Linked DNA regions of Homo sapiens: region 2 is linked to region 1. A link is a contact called in ENCODE Hi-C or POLR2A ChIA-PET data. All regions are on one chromosome and are shown on one strand. Each heading gives the region's core, a stretch centred on a gene start or an enhancer-like site at or near the end of the contact. The rest is flanking DNA. Distances are from core to core; before and after follow the strand shown. Region 1 holds the start of GCNT4 (glucosaminyl (N-acetyl) transferase 4). Region 2 holds the start of HEXB (hexosaminidase subunit beta).

Evidence for each region. A loop is a pair of places that touch in the nucleus more often than their neighbours do. ChIA-PET counts read pairs that join two places held with the same protein, here RNA polymerase II (POLR2A). Pooled maps may share reads with other maps.
Region 2: a map of heart left ventricle shows a loop between it and region 1 (5-fold over the local background). The contact joins the promoter of HEXB here to the promoter of GCNT4 in region 1. A Hi-C loop is called at or near these places in 11 of 168 maps with a recorded cell type or tissue (A673, Caco-2, IMR-90 and 7 more), 6 of 37 single-sample maps with no recorded cell type and 30 of 50 pooled maps. POLR2A ChIA-PET finds 5 or more read pairs at or near these places in 5 of 52 experiments (H1, activated T-cell, activated naive CD4-positive, alpha-beta T cell and 2 more).

Annotation. Positions count from the first base shown.
Region 1 is chr5:75,049,622-75,053,962 of GRCh38, forward strand. It overlaps GCNT4 (glucosaminyl (N-acetyl) transferase 4), which reads right to left and starts at 2,937. Exons shown (of 4, transcript NM_001366737.1): 1 at 2,808-2,937; 2 at 2,548-2,606. RefSeq lists silencers at 3,184-3,433, 3,654-3,703, 3,824-4,193.
Region 2 is chr5:74,682,904-74,686,925 of GRCh38, forward strand. It overlaps HEXB (hexosaminidase subunit beta), which reads left to right and starts at 2,330. Exons shown (of 14, transcript NM_000521.4): 1 at 2,330-2,656. The coding sequence starts at 2,358. RefSeq lists a silencer at 2,018-2,357 and enhancers at 2,042-2,542, 3,048-3,097, 3,158-3,207, 3,218-3,307.

The sequences.
Region 1 (4,341 bases), core at 1,687-4,186:
TCTCTAAATTGCTTGAGAAAAGTCTGTAAGCCTCAATGTTGATGTTATCTGCTTTGCTTCACTACACTCTGGCAAGCAGTGACTGGATCCCTTTATTACAGTTAATTTTATACAGCATCGAGCACCTGACACTTGTTGACACATTAAGTAGAAGGTGCCTTGCCTTGTGAGTCAGGCAAATCGGATCCTGGCCTTAACTTTGCCATTCCTTGGCTGTATGGGCTTGGACAGGTTCTCAACATTCTCTACGTTTCAGATTCTACAACCAGAAATGATAGAAATGGCATCATGATAATAAAACCACCAGCACTAAGGTTTACTGAGCACTTTATGTGCTTGCATAATGCACACAGGCAATCCTTACAACAGCCCACAAGGAGGTGCTGTAGAGCACGTACCCCTTAGGTGTGGTGCCGTTTCAGAGACCAGGAAACTGAGACAGGAATGTCAGGAAGCTTGGGCCTGGTCCTAAGCTAGGCAGTGACAAGAGTCAGACCCAGGAGCTCAGCAGTCTCACTGCGAGGCCTTGCTCTTAGCCATGCTGCATCTCTGTTGCGTGATTATCATCCATGTTTCTCCTAAACATTACATTTGTATGATCTGTGAAGTAAATCACTCGCAGTCACACGTGCTTTAAAACACTGTTTCTGTAAGATGTTGACAGTTTACATTACATGAGCTTGATATCAAAATACCATCGCAATCCAAGGGGGAGGGGATCCAGACATCCTGTGTGTTCAGCTTCTCCTTCCAACTCGCTCCATCGCATTCACATATGTCTAAGGCTCCCTCATCTTAAAGTACCTAGCCCTCCGTCCCACCTCTCACTCTGGGAGCAGCTTCCAGTCCTCAGACACCACCGCCTCGCCCCACCCCATCCACCCCAGGATTCAGACCACACCCCTCGTACAGAGGACCACCATCTGTGGAGAGTCAGCCAGCGAGTGCACTATGTGGCCACTAGGGAAGCCATTCCACTTAGGAGCCTCGAAAGCTGCCCAGACCCAATAAAACCAAACTTGTCTTTCCTCCTCCAATGTTCCCTGTTTCCGTAAATACCAGCACCCAAGCTTAGAGGGAGTCACGCTGCACTCTCACACCCTACACAAAACTCATCTGCTCTCACACCCTACACAAAACTCAGCCCCAGGTCTCTCCAGAGCCGGCCTTGAATCCGCCCAACGTGTCATCCCTACTGGCACTACCTCAGTCTCAACTGCCAGGCCTCCTGCACCCTCTGACCCAGCCCTGTCTACTTAGGGGCTCCTCAAGTCCATTCTCCACGGGGCAGCTGGAGTTTTGTTTTGCTTTTAATCCATATCTCATCTGCGTACTATCAGGTGTGAAACTGTCCTGAGGATCCACTCGCCACAATGCCCCTTGGCATCACCTGGCAGTGGTATCTGCTGGCCTCCCCGGTGCCATTCTCCATCCTCCCCTCAGGTCATACTGAACCTGTCTTTTCTTCCACCTCTCAGGCTCTCCTCTCCTCTGGTCTCAGCACACACCATTCCCGGGGATGGGAATACTCCCCTTTCTCACCTCTCCCCTCCCCCATGGCTGCTTAGTTTACACAGCTCCCACTCATCCTTGAGCCCACCTTCAGTCTCCCCAGCAAGGCCTCCTGCCTCAGCACAGATGCAGTGAGCTGCAGCACATCTGCGCCTCACAGCAGCCAATGCGCTGTTCACATTGGGACAGTTCACAGCCTGGTTCACAGCCAGTGCTCAACACAGGTGGCCTGAAGAACTCACTTTTCAGCCTTGCTTTGCTCATTTTTACTGTCTCACTGCTTTCTTCCCGCCTTGTAGCCTAAGAAGGAAATCCCCTGAAGCTGACTCCGTTTTACCTCTCCTATGTGGTGCTGTGATAAGCCCCAGGTCACCAGGTCATGCTCCCAGCACCCGTGGGTCAAGGATGAGGCAGAAACAGCACCGTCAGGTACAGGGCCCTCTACCTGCTCTCTCTCCCTCTCCCTTCCTAGAAAACAACCATAGGTCATTCAAAGTCAGTTTGGGAAGCACCTGTATTTATGGCCTGCTTATCTTGAAGGCACTTGGCCAGGTGCCATAAAGTGCTAACTCTGACTGCCCGACTATGCCATTCACCCCACCTACCTCTGTGCAGGAGATGTGACATTTAGCAAATCAGTATAAACTTTTTCCCCCAAAGAAAAGAGTATAAACCTTCTCATCCCACCACCACCCCGCAGCAGGAAACTCCTTTCAGTCTCCCCATAGAAAATTCAGCGGCCACACAGTTCCTTGGCTATTGTTTCTCTCCTGATACCAGAAAGAGATAAATCAACAACACATCTTAACTGGTCATTTCTCACACAAAATTGGATCCTTAGAAAGTGCAACATAGGATATGCTCTCTATAATGATTCACTTTTTCACTTTTAAAGATTTTACTTCCTTAAGAGACTATCAACAAAAGCTGTCAGAATGAACTGTTAGTTTCTAGAATGTTTTAGGCTTATTGATGCTTTAATAGGGACATGTTTTATGAATGCAAGATCAAAAAGGGCGACTTCTGTCTACTCACATGAGACAATTAAACGCATTATATTAGCCCCAACTCTGTTAATCTTCTGGTTTGTTGTTCTTCCATTTTTAAAGACAAAAAAAAAAAAAAAAAGAAAAAGAAAAAAATGAATTTAAAAAGTGCCCCAAGGCCAATATCGCCTCTCTGCCTGCCCAACGAGGGGACAATACACTGTTTCCCAGACTACGTGACTCGGAAAACTTCCCCGTCAGGGAAAGCTGAGTCTTTAAATTTACAAAACACCCACTCGCCCCGTTTACCTAGCACCGTTTCCTACGTGAAGACTGCAAATGGACTCGAGCGTCCCGTTTCTCGGCTCGGATCCCAGAAGCTCCCGACCCGCTGTGGTAGGCACCGCCACCTCGCAGGCAGACGATCCCGGCCCGCTCTGCGGCACAAAAAACTTGACCTTAAAAAGCCCAGAAACTGGTCTCTGGGAAGGGCGCGGCCTGGGAGGCGCGGCCCGCAGCTTCCGCCCCCAAAGAACAACTCGGAGGCCCCCTCCAGCCCCGGTTGCCCTGGCGCAGAAGCCGCGGTAGCAGTCCTTTCAGGCGCCCCGCGTCCCTGTCCCGAAGCCCAGGGGCGGGGGCTCGGGCAGCATCGCTTGTCCCCTCTGGTCCAGGGCTGCGGAGAAGCGGCAAGCGGCTCCGAAAGGCAAGCGTCACGAAGCCGGGCTCAGTAGCTCCCCCGGGCCCCCTGCGCCTCGCAGCGGCGCGGGCCAGGCTGGGCGGCGCTGGGCTCTGAAGGGCCAGGACGGCGGGATGCCCCTGCTCCCGGCAAGGGCGCGCCCACGAGCCGCTTCTTGGCACTTGGGGAGAGTCCCGGGAAAGCCCGGCGCCGGCGCGCTCGCGACTCCAGCCTGGCGGCTCCACTCCGCCCGCGAGCCCAGGAAGCCGGCTCCGCGGCCCGCGCCCGTTATCCAGGACACGCTCCGCGCCCGCCGCCCGCTGCCCTTTCCCCCCGCTGGCCTCGGGGAACTTCCCCGCGTCTGGCCGCAGGCGGCGGCTGCCGCGGGGAGCCCCGAAGTTGCGGCGTCTGCTAGGCGCGCGCCGGGTCGCCCACCCGGCCCGTGACGCTGTGTCCGTCCGCCGCGCGCTCTGGTGGCCCCGGGGCTCCTGCAGGCGCGGAGAGAGGCCGGGGTTCAGCCCGGTTCCCCGCGCGGCTCCGAGAGGGCGCCCCCGCCTGCCGCCTGGAGATGGACGCGGCGCCGAAGTTTTCCCCGGCGGGAAAACGAAAGTCGTGAGGAGCAGAGGGTCGGGGCGTCCCGGCGGAGACGAGGCTGAGACCGGGTTAACATCTCCAGCCCCGGGCGACCCTCGCTCCCCCGCGTGGCCAAGTCGACTTACGAGAGGGAGCGGGCCAGCCCCGAACGCGGGGTCCGTGCGGCTGCGGAGGCCGCCCCGGCGGGGGCCGAGGGTTGCGCTCTGGGTTCCCAGGCTCTCCGCGGCGGCTCGCTCTCGCCGCGCTCCTCCGTCGCCCTGCTGGGGAGCCGCTCTCGCCCGGCCCGGGGTGGGAGAGCGCTGAGCGGCCCCCGTGACGTGCGGAGAAAGTAGGAGCGCCTCCGCGCTCCCGCAGAGGGAGCTCCCTGCCCTGCGCTCCCAGTCCCCGGGCCGCGCTTCGGACAAAGTTCTCAGGCGCGCGCGGTGATCTCGGCTCTCCGCCGCTGCCCGGAGCGTCATCCACGTTCGGTTCCCTCCCACATTAGACAAGAAATCTGAGGTCAGGAGAGCTAAGTAACTTGCCCAAAGTCGCTCACAAGGCAGTGACGAAGCAAACTCACATCCGCGGCTCCTT
Region 2 (4,022 bases), core at 1,080-3,579, 370 kb before region 1:
ATTTATTTAATCAGTTTTACATGACATGGGAGCCTTCAGAATGAAGGCTCAAAGACCCAGGAAAAGCTGCCTATTTTGATGTTTAGGTTTGATGCAGAGCAGACAGCCAGGCAGAAATGCGATTGGGCAAAAAGGATATGATCAACCTAATGGTAATAGAGAGGAGAAACCTGGCAAGATGTGTCTGTTCAAATTCTTCTTGGCCTCTCTGTGTGGTATTCCTTCCTCCAGGATACGGTGCAGGGCCACTCTGGAACAAAAGTCTTGAGAGCCACTATCAGACAAGGTAGGTCAGAGAACCTCTTTATGGCTGGCTCCTACAGAAAGACACGGCAAGATTAGAGTAATATTTCTAGATTTTATGACTGGCTTTGGGGGCATAGGGGCTCTAGTTTCTTCTTTTTTTTTTTTTCTTTCTGAGACAGAGTCTTACTCTGTGGCACAGGCTGGAGTGCAGTGGTGCAATCTCGGCTCACTGCAACCTCTGCCTCCCAGGTTCAAGTGATTCTTGTGCCTCAGCCACCCAAGTAGCTGGGATTACGGGCGTGTGCCAGCACATCCAGCTAATTTTTGTATTTTTAGTAGAGATGAGGTTTCACCATGTTGGCCAGGCTGGTCTCGAACTCCTGGCCTTAAGTGATCCACCTGCCTTGGCCTCCCAAAGTGCTGGGATTACAGGCGTGAGCCACCATGCCCAACAGTGGCTCTAGTTTCTGTGACCCATTTTGAAAAAGAGGAATTCTAGTTTCTATGGCTTGCTCTGGGGAAGAAAGGGGAGCAGGAGAAAGAAAGGCAGGAGAAGGTCAGAAAGATCTTCTGACTCTCTTTTCTTCAGTTCCAAGTATTCAACATGCCAAAGTGCCACACTTTGGGGTCTCATTTTCTGAGGCCCAATAATCATTACATTTCTTTTCTTTCTTTTTTTTTTTTTTTTAAGATGGAGTCTTGTTCTTGTTGCCCAGGCTGGAGTGCAGAGGTGTGATCTCAGCTCACTAAAACTTCCACCTTCCGGTTTCAAGCGATTCTCCTGCCTCAGGCTCCTGAGTAGCTGGGATTACAGGCGCCCGCCACCACGCCCAACTAATTTTTGTATTTTTAATAGAGACGGGGTTTCACTTTGGTGGCCAGGCTGGTCTCGAACTCCTGAACTTGTGATCCGCCCTCCTTCGCCTTCCAAAGTGCTGGGATTTCAGGCGTGAGCCGCCGCACCTGGCCTAATCATTACATTTCTTTGAAGTCTTTCCTTAAAGCTCTTCCACCCTCATTTTCAGAATACTTATATAGCAGATCTGTGGTTTTGGTCTGCCTAGCGTTTTCTCCTTCTGGTAAGAGAACACCTCTTCTCCCTTTGGCATCTCCAGTCCGTGTTCGTCATGTGACTTCACTGGCTCTTCCTTAGGGATGGGTTATGAAATCAAACTTGTCAGTTGGGATCCTTTATATCGGGACCCACACAGATGAGCCAAGATGTTCTCTCTCAGGATTCCTTGGGCATGCTCTGCCCCAGGGAGTTCTGATAGGAAGGCTTTATTGACCACAGCTGAAGTGCTGTTACAGAAAAGCCTAGACTTAGGAGCAAATAAACTCAGCTCTCATCTCGGTTATCTGGTGGTTGGGCTGAGAGGAGAAAGGTGCTCCTCAAGCTTGGCTTCTCCAGCTTCACCGAAGCCAGGGATCCACAGGAGAGCGCCCGTGTTGACAGCGTGAGCGGCGACCCGGTGTCGGCCTGGCGTCCCGAGCCTGTGCACTGGGCCGTTTTCTTTTTCTTTTCTTTTTTTTTTTTTTTTTTTTTGAGACGGAGTCTTGCTCTGTTACCCAGGCTGGAGTGCAGTGGTGCGATCTCGGCTCACTGCAACCTCCGCCTCCCGGGTTCAAGAGATTCTCCTGCCTCAGCCTCCCGAGTAGCTGGGACTACAGGCACCCGCCATCATGCTCGGCTAATTTTTGTATTTTTGTAGAGTCGGGGTTTCACCAATTTGGCCAGGCTGGTCTTGAACTCCTGACCTCAGGTGATCCGCCCGCCTCGGCCTCCCAAAGTGCTGGGGCTACAGGCGTGAGCCACCACGTACGGCCAGCACCGGGCATTTTTCTTACTTTAGCCATCCCGTGTTTGAGGTTGCTGTCTGGGCTCTGCTCCTACCCGAGGGCACCCCTGGAGGAAATTCTCGAGGTGACCTGGACAGGGCGGGCTGGGCGAGGACGCTCCCGGGGCCTGGAGGCGGAGTCGGGGGCGGGCGCGCGCAGTCATCTGACTCGGTGACTCACCCGCGGCCGCGCTTCCTCTGATCCGGGCCGGGCGGGAAGTCGGGTCCCGAGGCTCCGGCTCGGCAGACCGGGCGGAAAGCAGCCGAGCGGCCATGGAGCTGTGCGGGCTGGGGCTGCCCCGGCCGCCCATGCTGCTGGCGCTGCTGTTGGCGACACTGCTGGCGGCGATGTTGGCGCTGCTGACTCAGGTGGCGCTGGTGGTGCAGGTGGCGGAGGCGGCTCGGGCCCCGAGCGTCTCGGCCAAGCCGGGGCCGGCGCTGTGGCCCCTGCCGCTCTTGGTGAAGATGACCCCGAACCTGCTGCATCTCGCCCCGGAGAACTTCTACATCAGCCACAGCCCCAATTCCACGGCGGGCCCCTCCTGCACCCTGCTGGAGGAAGCGTTTCGACGGTGAGCGCTCCCGGCCCGGCCGGGAGTTGTCCTGGGGGAGGGGAGAGGCGGACCACCCCGGAGCGCTGTGCAGACCCTCACCACCCCACTGCGCAGACGAGAAACCGCCTGGGAGCTGGCAGGCGATCTGCCCAGCGCCACATGGACTGAACCCACGCTCTTGCCCCCACCCTCCTACTGCTTCTTAAGGGACACCTTGGGTGCTCAGGAACCCTGGTTTGAGAGCCGGATAGTAAGTGGAAGAGGGAGTTTGCTCTGAGGCCTTGTTGGGCAAATGGCATGGACGGAGGGGACACCGGAGCTGGGGAGGAAAGTGACAGCTCCTTATTTGAAGGACGTGCAAAGGGATAAGTTACCCGAAGGGCTTAGACAAGCTCTCTTGAGGGACCAGGAATCCCCCAAAGCTGACTGTCATTTATAGGCCAGTTTCGCCCCCTCACCTCTCCTCACATCTCCTGGTAACAGCTCAAATGGCAGAAGTCCTCAGTTTCGAGCACTGCCTAAAACTGCCCTCTCTCCTAAAATCTCTTCCATATAAAATGTGACATGTTTGCATCTGACTACGTTTCTGCGGTCAGTGGTTAGGCAGTATCCAACTTTGTTTCTCAACACCGATCATGTTGCCTGCTCTCCCTGCTTCCTCTTTTACAGACCCCTAGATAGCGCCTCTGTCTCTCTCACCCTTTGGCTGCAGACAGGGTGAGTTTTGTCATGGGAGTCAGCCAATCACACCATAGACAAGGCAGGTTCCCCTGGGGAGATGTTTGAAGACGCCACACACTGTCCCCTCAGTGTGAGACCTGTGTAGGTGGGACTGTCCTGAAGGCGTATCGTGCCCTGCAGAATTGTAATTTGGTGCTAACTGTACTGCCTCCTGGCATTCCCCAAGCCTGTCGCTGTACCCAGTGGATACTATAGAGCTTAAGTGTGCTTGCAGGACCCTGAACAGGTGGGGAGGGAATGTCAAACTAACTGAATAATGTGTTCTGACCCCAGATAGGACAGGTGCCTAGGCTCAAGCTGCAGAGGCCCAAGATGCTGATGGCAGAAATGGTTCATTCTCTACAATCAGAAGGCTCATGGTTTCCTTCTGTTTTGTACAACTAAATGGGTATTATCAGTCTCTATTTTAGACACACACACTAATGAGCCTTTGGTATCCAATCTGCTAAGGCCAGAGTGGGGTTAAGATGTAGAACCAAAGTGTTTGGTTGCATTGGGATATTCAGAAAGATTGCATGGAAAGTACATGAAGGTTGTCTCAGAAGATCATGACTAGGGTTGGAAATCTTTTTAAAAACAAACACGCTTATTATGTTTGCCTTGGAGTTCAGCTTGTAGAATTGGATTTTCCTTCTGTGTCATA